Regions from separate parts of the Homo sapiens genome. Here region 1 is linked to region 2. Evidence: chromatin contacts called from ENCODE Hi-C or POLR2A ChIA-PET data. All regions are on one chromosome and are shown on one strand. Each heading gives the region's core, a stretch centred on a gene start or an enhancer-like site at or near the end of the contact. The rest is flanking DNA. Distances are from core to core; before and after follow the strand shown. Region 1 holds the start of LINC02881 (long intergenic non-protein coding RNA 2881). Region 2 has its middle 160 kb from the start of LINC02659.

Evidence for each region. A loop is a pair of places that touch in the nucleus more often than their neighbours do. ChIA-PET counts read pairs that join two places held with the same protein, here RNA polymerase II (POLR2A). Pooled maps may share reads with other maps.
Region 1: a pooled map shows a loop between it and region 2 (2.0-fold over the local background). The contact joins the promoter of LINC02881 here to the enhancer-like site in region 2. A Hi-C loop is called at or near these places in 1 of 168 maps with a recorded cell type or tissue (chondrocyte) and 4 of 50 pooled maps. POLR2A ChIA-PET finds 5 or more read pairs at or near these places in 1 of 52 experiments (BJ).

Annotation. Positions count from the first base shown.
Region 1 is chr10:44,291,369-44,298,290 of GRCh38, reverse strand. LINC02881 (long intergenic non-protein coding RNA 2881) reads right to left here and starts at 5,541. Exons shown (of 3, transcript NR_164139.1): 1 at 5,358-5,541; 2 at 4,802-4,990; 3 at 3,642-4,378. LOC124902544 (a long non-coding RNA gene) reads left to right here. Exons shown (of 3, transcript XR_007062369.1): 2 at 394-561; 3 at 3,337-4,377. RefSeq lists an enhancer at 1-371.
Region 2 is chr10:44,065,873-44,072,775 of GRCh38, reverse strand. No RefSeq gene overlaps it. Among named protein-coding and RNA genes, the nearest start is that of LINC02659, 160 kb to the right of the region's middle. Within about 2 kb of position 3,428, at least 5 of the 41 ENCODE cell types and tissues checked have a DNase peak (open chromatin) inside an H3K27ac peak, as active enhancers do.

The sequences.
Region 1 (6,922 bases), core at 4,292-6,791, 220 kb before region 2:
ACTATTTTCCCCTAAGATGGTTAGTAGGTTGTCACAACGCATTCCCCACTAATCTGTCCTTTTCCTGGAGATTTAAAGAGACACCTTTACATGTGTATGTGCTCTTGTGGGCCCCGCACAGCGGAAGGCATCCTGGCATTGTGAGAGTGCAAAACCTGCCGGGGAAGCCCCTCGGTGTCTCTCTTCTGTTATCAGCATTTGTATTGCTAGTTCAGTCATTTTTCCAGATGACTTTTAGAATGCATGCTGTTGCGATGTTAATTGACACTTTGCTATATTTATGGATTACTTTGCAGAGAATTAGAATAGTCTTGTTATCTAAATACAGCAAACATTTTATTTCTTCCTTTCCAGTATTTGCATAATTAACATATCTCTCTTTCCTCCTTGGAGTTGCTAGAATATGGCTGTACGGCAATGCTGAGACATCACGCTGAGCGAGAGTGGACATCCTCATTTTATTCCTACCCTTACCGTGGATCTCTCCTGTGCTTCACCACTCAGTATAATGCTGGCTGAGCTCTTCTGACAAATACCTTCCAAGATGTGAGGAAAACACACGTAGGTGCAGTTGTTGAATTGTATGATCTGCCACTGAAGTAATTAGTGTGATAATTACTTGGATTTTCTCCTTTAACAAATTATTGTTATAAATTATATTAATATATGTCATGCTAATAAATTATTTCCATATTCCTAGGAATAAAGCTGGGTAGTTTGTGGTATATTATTCTTTGAATTTATTCCTGGATTTAACGTAAAAATATTTTATAGGGAAGTGTTATATCTATACTCTTAAGTGCAATTGTTCTATAGATGCTTTTCATTGTTATCTTTGTTGAGTTTGGGCTTAAATGTGATGCTAGTCTTATATAATCAGTTTCAAACAATTTCTAAACTTTCTATGCTTTGGGAACTTTAAAATAGCATCATACTGAATTATTTCCCTCAAAGTCTGATAAAAATCATCTATGACCTGGATTACTTATAAGGGATCCAAAGGAAGGTGGGAAGGAAGTAATTTGCATTTGAAAAAAGCTTTCCCTCCTTGGGATTGGAGTCCTTTGATCAAAAAAAGTAGTTTTACAGTTCTGTGTGGTTAAAATTCATAATCATTTTGTCATTATTTACTACTTGTACTAAGAGAAAAAGGCTTGTAGAATTTCTACCTTATTTAGAATAGACTTTGTTAGGCCTAATTCATTATCAATATTTATAAATACTGAGTTAATACATTACTTTGTCTCTTTGTGGCTTACAATGTTTTCTATGTAGGTACTATGCCAAGTTTGTTAATTACATTATTCACGCTTTGTATGTCCTTTTTTATCTTGTTAATCCACAAAATTCTGTACAATGTGTTAGAGCTTCTCAGTACCAAACAATTTTATCAAATTTTTATGTTTTATATTTTCACATTATTTCCTCTACTAGTATTTGAAATGCAAATGTTCATGACTTCAATGTCTTCATTGTGGATTGTATATTTTATTAATAATATGATCATTTTTGCCTCATTGACTATTTTTAGGCTTTCTTTCTCTATTTGACATAAATATTCCCTCCCTTGCTTTGTCTATATCTGAATTTATCTGCTAGATCCTCGCCTAACTCCTAAGTGTCAAAGTATCAACCTCTATGCTTCATTTTACTTTAGATGGATCAGGTTTTGCTGTTTGAAGCACTCTAGGTACTTAGCCTTTGGATAGGGAAGTTTAGTCCACTTATTTTTGGATGTATTCTGATAACCAATACATTCAGTAATAGTCTTATTTTATCTTTTACATTTATCACATTTCCAGTATTTCTGATTTTATCTTCCTTTCTTTCAGTGGGTTGATCAGTAATATTTTCCTCTTTCGTTTGTTCAGCATTTGGCAAGTTATTTATCCAATTTCTATTGAATATATTTGGGTATATTTCCAAATATACTGGATATTGGATGTTGGATATATTTGGAAATATTTGGATATTGGATAAAGGATATATTTTCCAGTGATTACTTTTCAGTTTTACAAACCCAAATACAACACACAAAAAATCTTAAACTTACATTTTGCTATAATTATAAAAAATAAAATGGTTCCCATGAAACAGTTTTGGAAGAGAAAGATCTTTACTTCCCTCCCTCCTCCTATCTTCTCATATCAGATGGGGATACCCCAGAGCTGGAGAGGTGGCCAGGGAGAAGTTTGGATTCAGCCTTTTCTGGAGGAAATGAGTTCAGTGTGGCTTTGTCTATGTCACAGAGATCCTATTCAGGGACAGAAAATGATGAGTGAAGCACATGACAATAGAAACGACTATTATGTGGGAGGAGAGGAGGTGAACACGTTGGAATACTGTGTTTCTTTTACAACTGTTTTGTTCTTCTTTTAATTGACCCAGGTTTGAACTGTGCTGTTTATGACAGCTTTTGTTTTCATAAGTATGTGGAATGAGCATTTGAAAACGTGTTTGTGGTGTTGATGGTAGGAGCTGGGTGTAGGAATGTGTACTTTGTGGTGTGCCTGTGGCTTGTGTCTCTGTATGTGGTGTGTGTATGCAGTGTGTGTGGATGTGTGGTATGTTTGTGGTATATGTGTCTATGTGCACAGTTTGTGTGTTTGTGTGATTTGGATGCTGTTTTCTGTGGTATCTGGAAGTATAATGTGGAATTCGTGTAGGCAGTGTGTGTGCCTGTGATGTGTGCATGGTGTGCCCAGTGTGGTATGAGTGGCAAGTGTGTGTCTAGGTGGTATATCATGCACTTGTGTATAGCATACATGGTATCGTGTGCATGTGTGTTGTGGTGTGTGTGGCAAGCGTGTGTGTATTGTGTCGTATGTGTGGGATATTTGTGTGGATGTTGTAATATGTCTGGTGTGTGTGTGTGATGTGTGTAGTGTGTCTGGTGTGTGTGGGTGGTGTAACATGCAGTAGCATACATGGTGTGGCATGATGTGTGGCATGTGTAGGTGCATTTGTGGATGATGTGGTATGTTTAGCATGTGTGACTATGGTGCGGTGCGGTGTGGTGTGTCTTGTGTATATCATATGTGATGTGGGTGGGATGGGTGGTGTGTGTGTATGCATGTGTGGCATGTGTGACTACATGTGTGCTGTGTGCATATGAATGTGTGGTGCGTGTGTATGCATGTGGGGCCTGTGTGTATGTATGTGGGGCATGTGTGTGTAATGTGTGTGTATGCATGTGTGCCATGTGCGTTCTGGTTAGGAGTCTGTCTCTGGAAGGCGACAGAAGGACAATAAGATGCATTTTCACTCCAGGCTGGCAGGTCCTGGTGGGGACTGGGCTGAGAGGACTGAAATGACACAGCCTTGCCTTGCTCCCAGGCCCCACAGAGGCATCCTTTCAGAAATGGCAAGCGCCGCCCCTCAGGATGGGGAGTGTACTGAGGCGGAGGTATTATGACGCATTGCCCAGGAACTGATTACAGCCTTTCTGAAAATATCAGAACAAACCAAAGTACTTTTTTTCTCTCACTCAACAACAATCAACACAGAAGACTTCTGTGACCAAATGTGTGGGTTTTCTCCCCACCACAAGCAAGAAGGCAGTTCTACATCGGACAATTCCAACATCGACACCTTCTACCTGGAGGTGGCCTCACACCCCACAAGCCCAAGCCTCATGTCCCAAGCCTGCCCTCCACTTCCAATGCCAATGGCAAGGTGGTCTTACCTGTGCTTCTGACCCACTGGCGTTCCCACGAATCAATGTTCCCAGGACGCCTCCTAACACTTGAATAATTCGCTAGAGCAGCTCACAGAGCTCAGGGAAAGGCCTACTTACATTTACTATAAAGGATGTTACAGAGGAGAGAGACACAGAGATGCCTGGGGCAAGACATATGAGGAGGGCGAGAAGCTTCCATGCCCTCCTGGGGCTGTCGAACTAAAACGAAGAAGCTGAAAGTTTTGCTCCAAATGCCATTGTTTATCCATTTTTGACCACCTGATCTGTTCCATTAGCTTCAAAAGATGCCTTTTCATTTGTTTCGTTTTGCCTTCGATGGCCTTCCGCCTGCCGCAAGCAACCCTCTAGAATATGGGCCTGTGCTTGGCTTTTCTACACAAACATGAGCAGCCTTCAATTACTGGGGGACATTCATTTCCTCCTTCCAACTAGAGAGCGAGGAGTGTCCCGGGGAGAGTGGGTCCTTGAGCTCCTCTGGGCCTTGCTTGGGACTTGGTCCAGGAGGTTATGGGAAGAAACTGGTTTAGAAGCTGACCTCATGGGTTCGCTATTCTTATGTAACACTTAGGAAGAGCAGAGACCCACGCGATTCAGTCCCAGAGCAATGTTGCGGTCAAGAGAACACAGTCCAGCTACCAACAGTTATTTCAAAATAATTCAAGCTCTTTGTTTATATTTCTGAAAGAAAGAAAGAAAAAAAAAGGGTGGCCCAGCTGGAAACTCGGCTTTAAGTCCCCTTTCAGGGGGCCCTCAGGTGGGCACCTGCTTGGAAACCTCTCCACCCCTCCAAACACCCTTTTCCTCTCTGAGTGTTCATTTGTTGATCCAGATTCTGAATAAATGAAGCCGTACAGAATCCACCTGGCAAAAATGGAAACTGCCTGGAGGCCAGGGCTGAGGGAAGGCCTGGAGCAGAGCCGGTGCGCGACCTCGCAGTGAGCAGGGAGGGCAGGCTGGGGACGTTCACCACCCAGAACGCCTCTGCTCCCCGCAACCCTGAGACTCCAGGCTCCCCTGTTCCTCCCTCCGGGAGACCCTGCCCGTCCTCCCCGCGGGGCTCCTTCGCAGTTCGGGGGAAGGGACGGGTTGCGTCCTCGGGACCTTTCTCTGCAGCCACAGCAGCGCATCCCAGCACCTCCTCCAGGAGCCCCGCCACCTCCTGCCACCCGGACTTTCCCCACAGCGCAGCGTCCCCTCGTCCTCTCAGGGCTGGAACAGCGGTACCCGCAGACAGTGCAAAAGGGAAGTCCCTGTTGCCTTCCCATGCAAACTGTAGGGCGCTTACAGCTGCTGGGAGAGGAAAGGAAAGAAGAAATACAGTGAGTGTGATATGGGTACAAAGAAACCAACACGGAGCTTCCGTGGGCCTAGAAAGGAGCCCCCAGGAGAAGTACACTGGGCCTGCGTCATCGCCTGCCTTCAGCGGGCTCCATCCTTCCCCAGGCCCCCCTCCCCACCCACCTCCCACCCGCGGTCCTCCCGAGGCCCCCCTCCCCGCCCCCCCTTCTCGCTTCCCCATCCCCCTCCCACCCGCGGCCCTCCCGAAGCCCCCCTCCCCACCTCCCCACCTCCATTCTTCGCCTCCCCAACCCCGCTCCGAGTCTCCCCGCCTCCCTATCCCGCCTCCCACCCGCGGCCCTCCCGACGCCCCCTTCACCTCCCCACTCCCGAGGCCCTCCTGAGGCCCCTGGGCTCCCGCTCCTCCGAGTTGCCTGCGGCCGAGTCCTGGCGCGGCCTGGGACTGCCTGTTGGGGGGAGGGGGTGGGGGGGGGTCGTTCCCAAAGAAGGGGAAGGAGGCCTTTCGTGAGCATCTGAGGAGTACATCCTCATTTTGTCTTCTCACTCTGTCCACCCAGAGCCTGTGACCCGGATCCAACCCGCGGCGCACAGACCCCGGCTCTGGGCACCCCTGGTGAGCGCCTTCTGCGCCAGAGCTCCGTACAGCACCAGCCCGCGCTCTCCCCCAGCTTCTGTTCATTTGCTGCAGTCCTGACGGGTCAGTTGCCTGAGCATCCATGCTGCCATCCATACAAACCCAGGCACGCAGAGATGTACATCCTTTACCCAGGGTGACACCATGTGGAGCTGAATCCAAGTCCGGGAGTCTGATGACCGTGTCTGGGCTCTGACCGCGCAGCCGTCTCACAGTGAAACAAATTGCGGACTGGCCTTGTCCTGAGTGGCCTTAGGAAGCTGCAGTGGCCTGCAGTCTCCTGGCCAGTCTGTAGAATTTGGCAAAGATGAGGCACCTTATAGCCTTACATGTTCTTATTTTTCTTTCCTTTTCTCTTCTTTATTTTCTTTTTTAAGGATTTGAATTAGTATATGTAAAGTGCTTAACGCAGGAGCTGGCAGAGAAAGTGGATACTCAGTAAATAACAGCAATTGTTAATTGTAAAAAGCATGCCACTTATCTGGTAAAATCCCCCATTCTAAGCACCCTGTTAAGTAGTTGGTAATTCCTCACTTGAAAGAAATTAAAAAGAATTTTTGTCAGTTTTTTAAAATATTGTTTTATTGTGATAAAATATTCATAACATAAATTTCACTCTTTTAATACTTTTTAAGTGTACAATGCAGATTAATAAGAGAAATGCATACAAATTTATTAACGTGTACACGGGAAAAATAAGGTGATTACCCAATATCCCATGAGGTCCAGATACTTATACAGCGTTTTTTCAGAGAGGAGGGTGGAAGGCGGAATGTAGGTGATTCTGTTGAGGGGCAATAAATTATTATTAAGGAGAATGAATGGGTCAAGAAACAGAGAGTTATTCGTAAATGGTTCTCTTTGAAAATTTAATAAGCTGGAGAAATGGATTATTTTTTTGAAAGCGTCTGTTCAGGTGTGGTCACGTGTTGGTTTTCTTTTCTGCAATAGATAATGAGATAAGAGGGAGGAGAAGGAAAAGTAATTGTTCTCTTTGGTGGGTCTGCAGGGTCTTCATGTAGATAAGGGAGAGGACTCTTCCAGCTTCTGTTGATCTTGAGGGACTTTAATTGAAAATACTCATACCAGGGAGCCATATTTTGGGGCCAAGTTCCCTGCGCTCCTTCAATCCTCCTGTTTGGAACTTCCCTAGAATTTCACATTATCAACAGCTGAATCAGTGATTATGGAGAGATTTGGGTTAGAGGAAAAGAAGGCAAAGAAGGGGAAAAAACAAATTGGGATAAGCAGAAAAGAAAAATAAATAAATATGTTGTCCCATATCTTCT
Region 2 (6,903 bases), core at 2,179-4,678:
TAAGACGGGCAGAGTCAAAATCCAAAATATATAAGGAATGCGTACAACTCAATAGTAGAACAACAAATAGCCTGATTTTAAAATAGACAAATGAATTAAATAGAAATGTCTCAAAAGAAAACATACAAATGGCTAACAGGTATATGAAAAGGTGCTCAACATTACTAATCATCAGGGAAATTAAAAATTGAAACCACAATGAGATATCACTGTTAGAATGGCTATTATCAAAAATATAAATGATAACAAGTGTTGGCAAAGATGTAGGGAAATTGGAACGCTTGTACACTACTGGTGGAAAAACAAAATGGCATGGCTGCTATGGAAAACAGCACAGAGGTTCCTCAAAAAATTACAAATAGAACTATTATATGATTCAACAATTCCACTTCTGAGTGTTCATCCAAAAGAATTGACATCAGGATCCAGAAGAAATATTTTTACTACTATGTTTATTACAGCATTATGAAGCCGAGATGTGAAAACAACCCCAAATGTCCATCAACAGATAAATGGATACAGAAAATGTGGTATACACAGATAATGGCTATTACTCAGCCCTAAAAAGAAAATCCTGCCACATTTGACAACATGGATGAAACTTGAGGACATTACGCTAAGCGAAATAAGCCAGTTGCAGAAGGACAAATGCTGCATGATTCCACTTCTATGAATTATCAGAAATATTCACATTCACAGAAGCAGAGAGTAGAATGGTGGTTGCCAGGCTAGGGGTAGGGGGAAATGGGAAGTGATTGTTTTGAGTGGGTACAGAGCTTCAGTTATACAAGATGAGTAAATTCTAGAGATCTGCTTATGACATTATGCCTTTAGTTCACAATATTATATAGTATACTTAAAATGTGTTAAGAGGGTAGAGCTCATGTTAAATATTCTTACTACAATACAATATAATAACACAAAATGCAAGTGAGAATGTGGAAAAATTGGATCACTCATACATTACTAATGGGAATGTGAATTCTTAGTCACTCTGGAAAATAGTTTGACGTTTTCTTTATAAACTAAATATCCACTTGGTGTTTGAGCCAGGACTGCACTCCTGGGCATTTGTCCCAGAAAAGTGAAAATGTTTGCATGCAAAAACCTGTACACAAACATTTGAGGCAGCTCGATTTATAAGAGAGAAAACTAATCCCAGATGCCCTCCAATGGATAAGTGTGGTTAAACAAACTGGTTCCACTGAAAATTATTCAGCAATAAAAAGAAATTGTTGATACATGCAACCTAGATGGATCATAAGGGCATTGTGAGTAGAAAAAAAAAAAGCCCATCTCAAAAGGTCACATACTATATAATTCCATTTATTTAACATTCTCATATTGACAAAATTATAGAAATAGAAATTAGATTGGTGGTTTCTAGGACTTAGGGATGGTGGGGAGGGGTGGGTGGCAGGAGGGAGATCTGGAGATCTTGGTAGTGAGGAAATAGTTCTGTATCTTGATGGGAGTAGTGGATACACAAACTACATATGTGATAAAATAAGCCATAACTACACACACACTTTGCACCAATATCCAAGTCCTGATTTTGATGCTATATTGTATCTCATAAGAAGTAATCATGGGGAAACCTACTGGAAGGGTACACAGGATCTCTCTGTACAATCTTTGCAAACTCCTATTAATCTACAATATTTTTTTAAAGTTTGTGGAAAAGCTTCTGATTTGATCTGATACATGCTGTGAAGAGTAAAAGGATTGGGCTATTTAATTATGAGCTCGAGGGGCACATTATTTGAAAATGTTTGAACACAACAAAAGTAAAAGGTAAAAATAAATAGAAGCTAGTTATATAAAAGAAAGAGACACTTCTCCTCCCGAGTTCTTTCCTGGAGCCACTGTGCAAGAACAGCCAGGCAGCATACAGCCCTCAGGACCATGATGTGCGTGCTGCCCAGGGTCAGGAGACCCCAGATCTGACCAAACCTCCCTGTGTCTGTGCAGCATCTAGGACAGCTGGCCTTGGCCCCCTCCTCTGTACACAGAGGTGATGGAGTGACAAGGCTCCACAGTGCTTTCATCCATCTCCTGGCTTCCTAGACTCACTACAGCAGCACCAAGGAGGCCCTGAGACATTGGCTATACAGAGAGGATGCCCTGTCCCCAGGACACCAGCCTTGCTGCAATAACTGCACATGGTCAGCATTGCATGGCTGGGCTGGAAAGCACAATGCGTGGTGTCTCAGAACTGGGCTTGCATAATGCATTCCCTCTGCCTGGCATCTCCATGCTGCACAGGAGTGAGAGCAACTCCCAATGCCTGCCAACGCAGGGCTTGGCATGTCTCCTCAGAGCCAGGGAGCCAGCAGACTCTGGGCAGAGCCAGGCCCTGCTTAGTGTGTCTGTGAAGACTTCTCCAGAGGCACGAGTAGCCCATCAGCAGTACATGCAGTTGATAGTGCAGATTCAGGCCAGATGGTGGGGGCTTCCAGGAAAGCGGGGATTGCGGAGGAGGACAGGGTGAAGAGTGAAATGCCCTTACCAAACAAACGAAGCAGTATCCTATGGAGTGAACATCCAGAACATCCCTCTTCTTCAAAATTTTTGTAAAATATACACAACATAGAATTTACTATTTTAACCATTTTTAAGTGAGCAATTCAGTGGCATTAAGAACACTCACATTTTTGGGTAACCATCACCACCATCCATCCCCAGAACTTTTCATCATGCCAAACTGAAACTGTACCCCTTAAATGGTAACTCTCCATCCCACTTCCCCCGGTCCTAACAACTACCATGCTGCTTTCTGTCTCTATGAATTTGGCTACTCTAAGTACTTAACATAAGTGGAATCATGCATTTGTCCTTTTGTGTCTGGCTTATTTCGCTTAGCATAATGTCTTCAAGCTTTTTCCATATTGTAGCATGTGCCAGAATTTTCTTTCTTGGCATTCCTTTTTGAGGCTGAATAATAGTCCATTGTATGCATGCACCACACTTGCTTTTCCATTCGTTCATTGATAGGCATTTGGGTTGCTTCCATCTCTTGGCTACTGTGAATAATGCTGCTACGGTCATGGGTGTACGAATATCTCTTCTCTTTCCTGTTTTCAATGTCCAGGACATTCTTATCATTTCCCTTATAAATAAAGGCCAAGTTCTGCCATGGCTGGACTGGGTTTCCCAACTTAAGCCTACTTCCAAGAGGCTACAGGGGCACTACAGAATACAAGGAATTGCTTCCTTAATCTTTCTGAGCCTCAGGATCTAACCTCTGAAAGGGAAATCATACTACAGGAGGTATAAATAGCAGGGAGAAGAGGAAGGCAACACACGAAAGCCCCTCAGCTTTCAAACCAGTGGAGGCTCATTCAATCCCCCACTGCATCCCCAACAGGGAGGAGTGCTTCTCGAGAGGCAGAGAGCATGTGCATGCAGGGGCCTCATGGGTCTGCCCGGTGGGAGTGGAGAGAACAGAGTGACTCACTTGGTGTGAAATCCAGAAGATTGTAGCAAGAGCATGGGACAAAATTCAAAGGGCAAGCACCAGCAGGCATAGTCCAGCCCGAGAACGGACGGCTGTAGGACACACCAAGATTTCACAGCAGGGTTCAAGGGTCAGACAATAGATTGTTAGAGATCCCAGAGCAAGACAGCAGAGGGGGTTCTGGAAGAGAGGAGAAGGGGCTCAGCTGCTGGGGCAGGGAACAGGCAGACCTTTCGTAGCCACCATGGTGGGGAGTGGGGTCTGGCAAGGACAACCCAGAGCCCCACTTCTGGAGAACCTCAAATATTAGAAGACGGACCGTATGGGTCCATTTGCCCCAAGCAATCCTAGGTTAGGCCTGCTGTTCTGGCAAAATCACTTTCAAAATTGCCACATCCTTGGTTTGGAAGATGAATTATAGGTCACAACAGGGTGGTTACCAATGCAGGAGCCAGCACAAGGAATTAGGCCAAAGGTACACAGAAAAGCCGCTGTCACCCAGGAAGGCAGGAACATGCTTGGACAAAGTGGAGAGTGGGGTCTGCCTGAATGGTGCCCCCTGCCTGGGACCCTGTGTCCTTCTTCCCTAAAGTTAGTCAGCCACAGAGCCTGGGGCACACTGACCTTCACCATGACTGTTATGGTGGGGTTGAGGGGGATGAAGGCAAGTATTGATAGCTGAGGGGATTGCATTCCTGCAGAGTGCTTTGTTTCTGTTCAATGAAAATTGCTGAAAATTTTTAATCTTGATACAAAAGTATAGAAGAGTGACTTGTTTGGTTTTTCTGTGGTTCTTGCTTGGCATCTAGCACTGAACTCAGTCTCAATGCTTTGGTTGAGACCTTCCCCTAAGAATCGCACAAAGCTGTGACCTTTTATAATTGTTTGCTTGTTTTTACAAGAATGGGATGGTCCAGATGAGAACATTCAGGTTTGTCCTTTTTTTCTGTGTTTTCTTTTACCATGTGGTCCCATCCTGTCGGCACTATGGCACAGCAGTCTTCCTCAGTGGGGCCTGGCCAGGATAGGCCCCACAGAGCCAGAAACTTTAGGCAATCCTGGGTTTGCCCACTGTTCAGGTGAAGGTTCAAATTTTGCATACTCTTTTCCTTCTCTTGTTGCAAAAATCCTTAACAAAGTATCAGCAAATCAAATTTAGCAATATATAGAAAGAATATACTCCATGACCAAGTGGAGTGTACTCCAGGAGTTCAAGGCTAGTTCAGTACTAAAAAATCTATCTGTGTAATCCACTGTATTAATGGAGAAAGAAATTACATGATCATATCAATGGATACAGAAAAAAACACCATTTATAATTTTTTTTAAACTCTCAGAAAATGAAGAGTAGGGGGAACTTCCGCAACTTGATAGAGTATCAACAAAAAGACCTACAGCTAACATCACACTTAATGGCAAAATGCGAAATACTTTTCTCCAAATGCTGGGAATGAAGCAAGATCTCAACATCATCTGCAACTTCTAGCCAGTGTAGTAAGGCAAGAAAGGGAATAAAAGGCATACATCTTTCCACCTCGAGAATCAGCCCCAGTGTATTTTCCTGGCACCGATGACTGCAGGGCCTAGCACCCAGGGCCTTGTTGAAGGCTTTACCTGGGGAATATCCAAACAAGGAGGCAAGGTAGCAAAGAGCCCATCAGTCCCTGCTTTGCCATGTACATACAGCAACTACCTGACTGTGTGCAAGTTACTCACCTCAGTGTGCCTCAGGAGTTTCATCTGTGAAATGGTGTAACAATAGTACCTGCATCACAGGGTCCTTGTGAGGCTTTAAGGAATTACATCCTCAAAGCACCTAGAACACTGCCTGACCACATGGCAAAAACATGCAAGTATCAGCTATTATTATAGACTGTAATCATTACTCTGGGCTTCTTTTATAGTAAGGAAGAAAATAAAACATCATCAATCTCAAGTGAAGCTGTGGAACGCTGAGGGTGGCTACTTCTACCCCAGGCTATGGCTTTTGACAGGGATCTTGTACTTTGACTCTGCATAATAACCATGACGGGCAGTTAGTTTCCAGAGGAGCAAAACTGGAAGATGATCTCTTCATTCCCCCATCTTTGTAGCCTGTACCATAATCTAGAGGAATATGCTGAGTCTTCCAACCCACTTTCTCATTATCCACTGAAGGCTTTTTTCCCACTGCTTCTCAAACACCTTTATTTTCCTCCCTAGCTCCTTCTTCTCACTCAAGCCTCTCCTCTCCCTCCTCCTCACATGCCTATCATCTTAACTTTTCCACATTAAAACCCTCTTGTAACTGACACGGACCCCTGTGAAACTCCAGGCAATTAATCGAACTCAGCAGAGCTTTTGTAAACCTCTGTAAAAAAGACCACAGGCTCATGTTGCTCTCATATTCTGTTTAAGTGGAACCTACAGAGATCCATGTTGGGCAAAGTTGTTAAGAAAACTACCTTTTATTATTTTATTTAAGGAAGAAATTAAAGATTCAGCTCATATAGACTGGAAAAAAAGAAAACCTCTTTCTACCCTTAAACCTTTCTCAATGCTTATTGCCAACTATAATTTTTTTTTAAAGGCAACCAATGCAGTAAAACTACCACAACAAAGCTGGAGCAAATATGCTAGCTGAGCAGAGGCCAGATTTATGGTCAGAAATATGGAGTGTGTCTCAGCAGGGGCAGGTCGTGAAATCGTATGAGCTAATATCAGAGGTGTGAAAACAGGCATTGTTGTTTAGTTAACTAAAGTCACACAATTAAGCGATTCTCAAAAATCAATTAGCCATATGTTATAACCAAGATGACATGTTTTTATAACTTCTCTCTGGATGTTTTATTGCCAGAGGATGCTCATGTGGGCACTAGAACAAGAAAATAAACCACCAGCCCCAGAGTAAAAGTGCAAAAATTCAGCCATGATTAATTAAGAGTCCAATCTGCACATGATGGAGTAATGAAGCCGGCTGCACGGTGTTGGAAGGATTCCTTCCCTGCACCCCCATTCTGTTGCAAAAAGCCAGAGGTCATTTTATTTCTTTCTCTTTGTTTTTCTGTTCTTTTTAATTTAGCACAGACACAGCTGTGAAAACTGGATATCCATTTGAACTCCATATTTATGCATACAGCTGATGGTTCCAAGGAAACGTCATTTAAGAGCTTTCCATGGAAAATGAAAAACGTATTTCTCAGGAGGAAACCCTGGTGGCATGCTGTTGTTCACGATAGATTTTGTCTTCCTGCCATCCACAAAGGAAGCAACAAATGAGAGGCAGAGCTGGCCTCCTTGTCCCCTGTTGCTGTTGAGCCAGGTGTGGGATAGGGACACAGGAGGACATGCAGTGGCCGTAATACAGAACAAACAGTAGGGTCCATTTTTCACATAGCCACAAATTCCACCCCTTCCTGTAACCACCCCTTGGATCTTGGCCATTCTAGTGTTTTAGTCAACAGAAC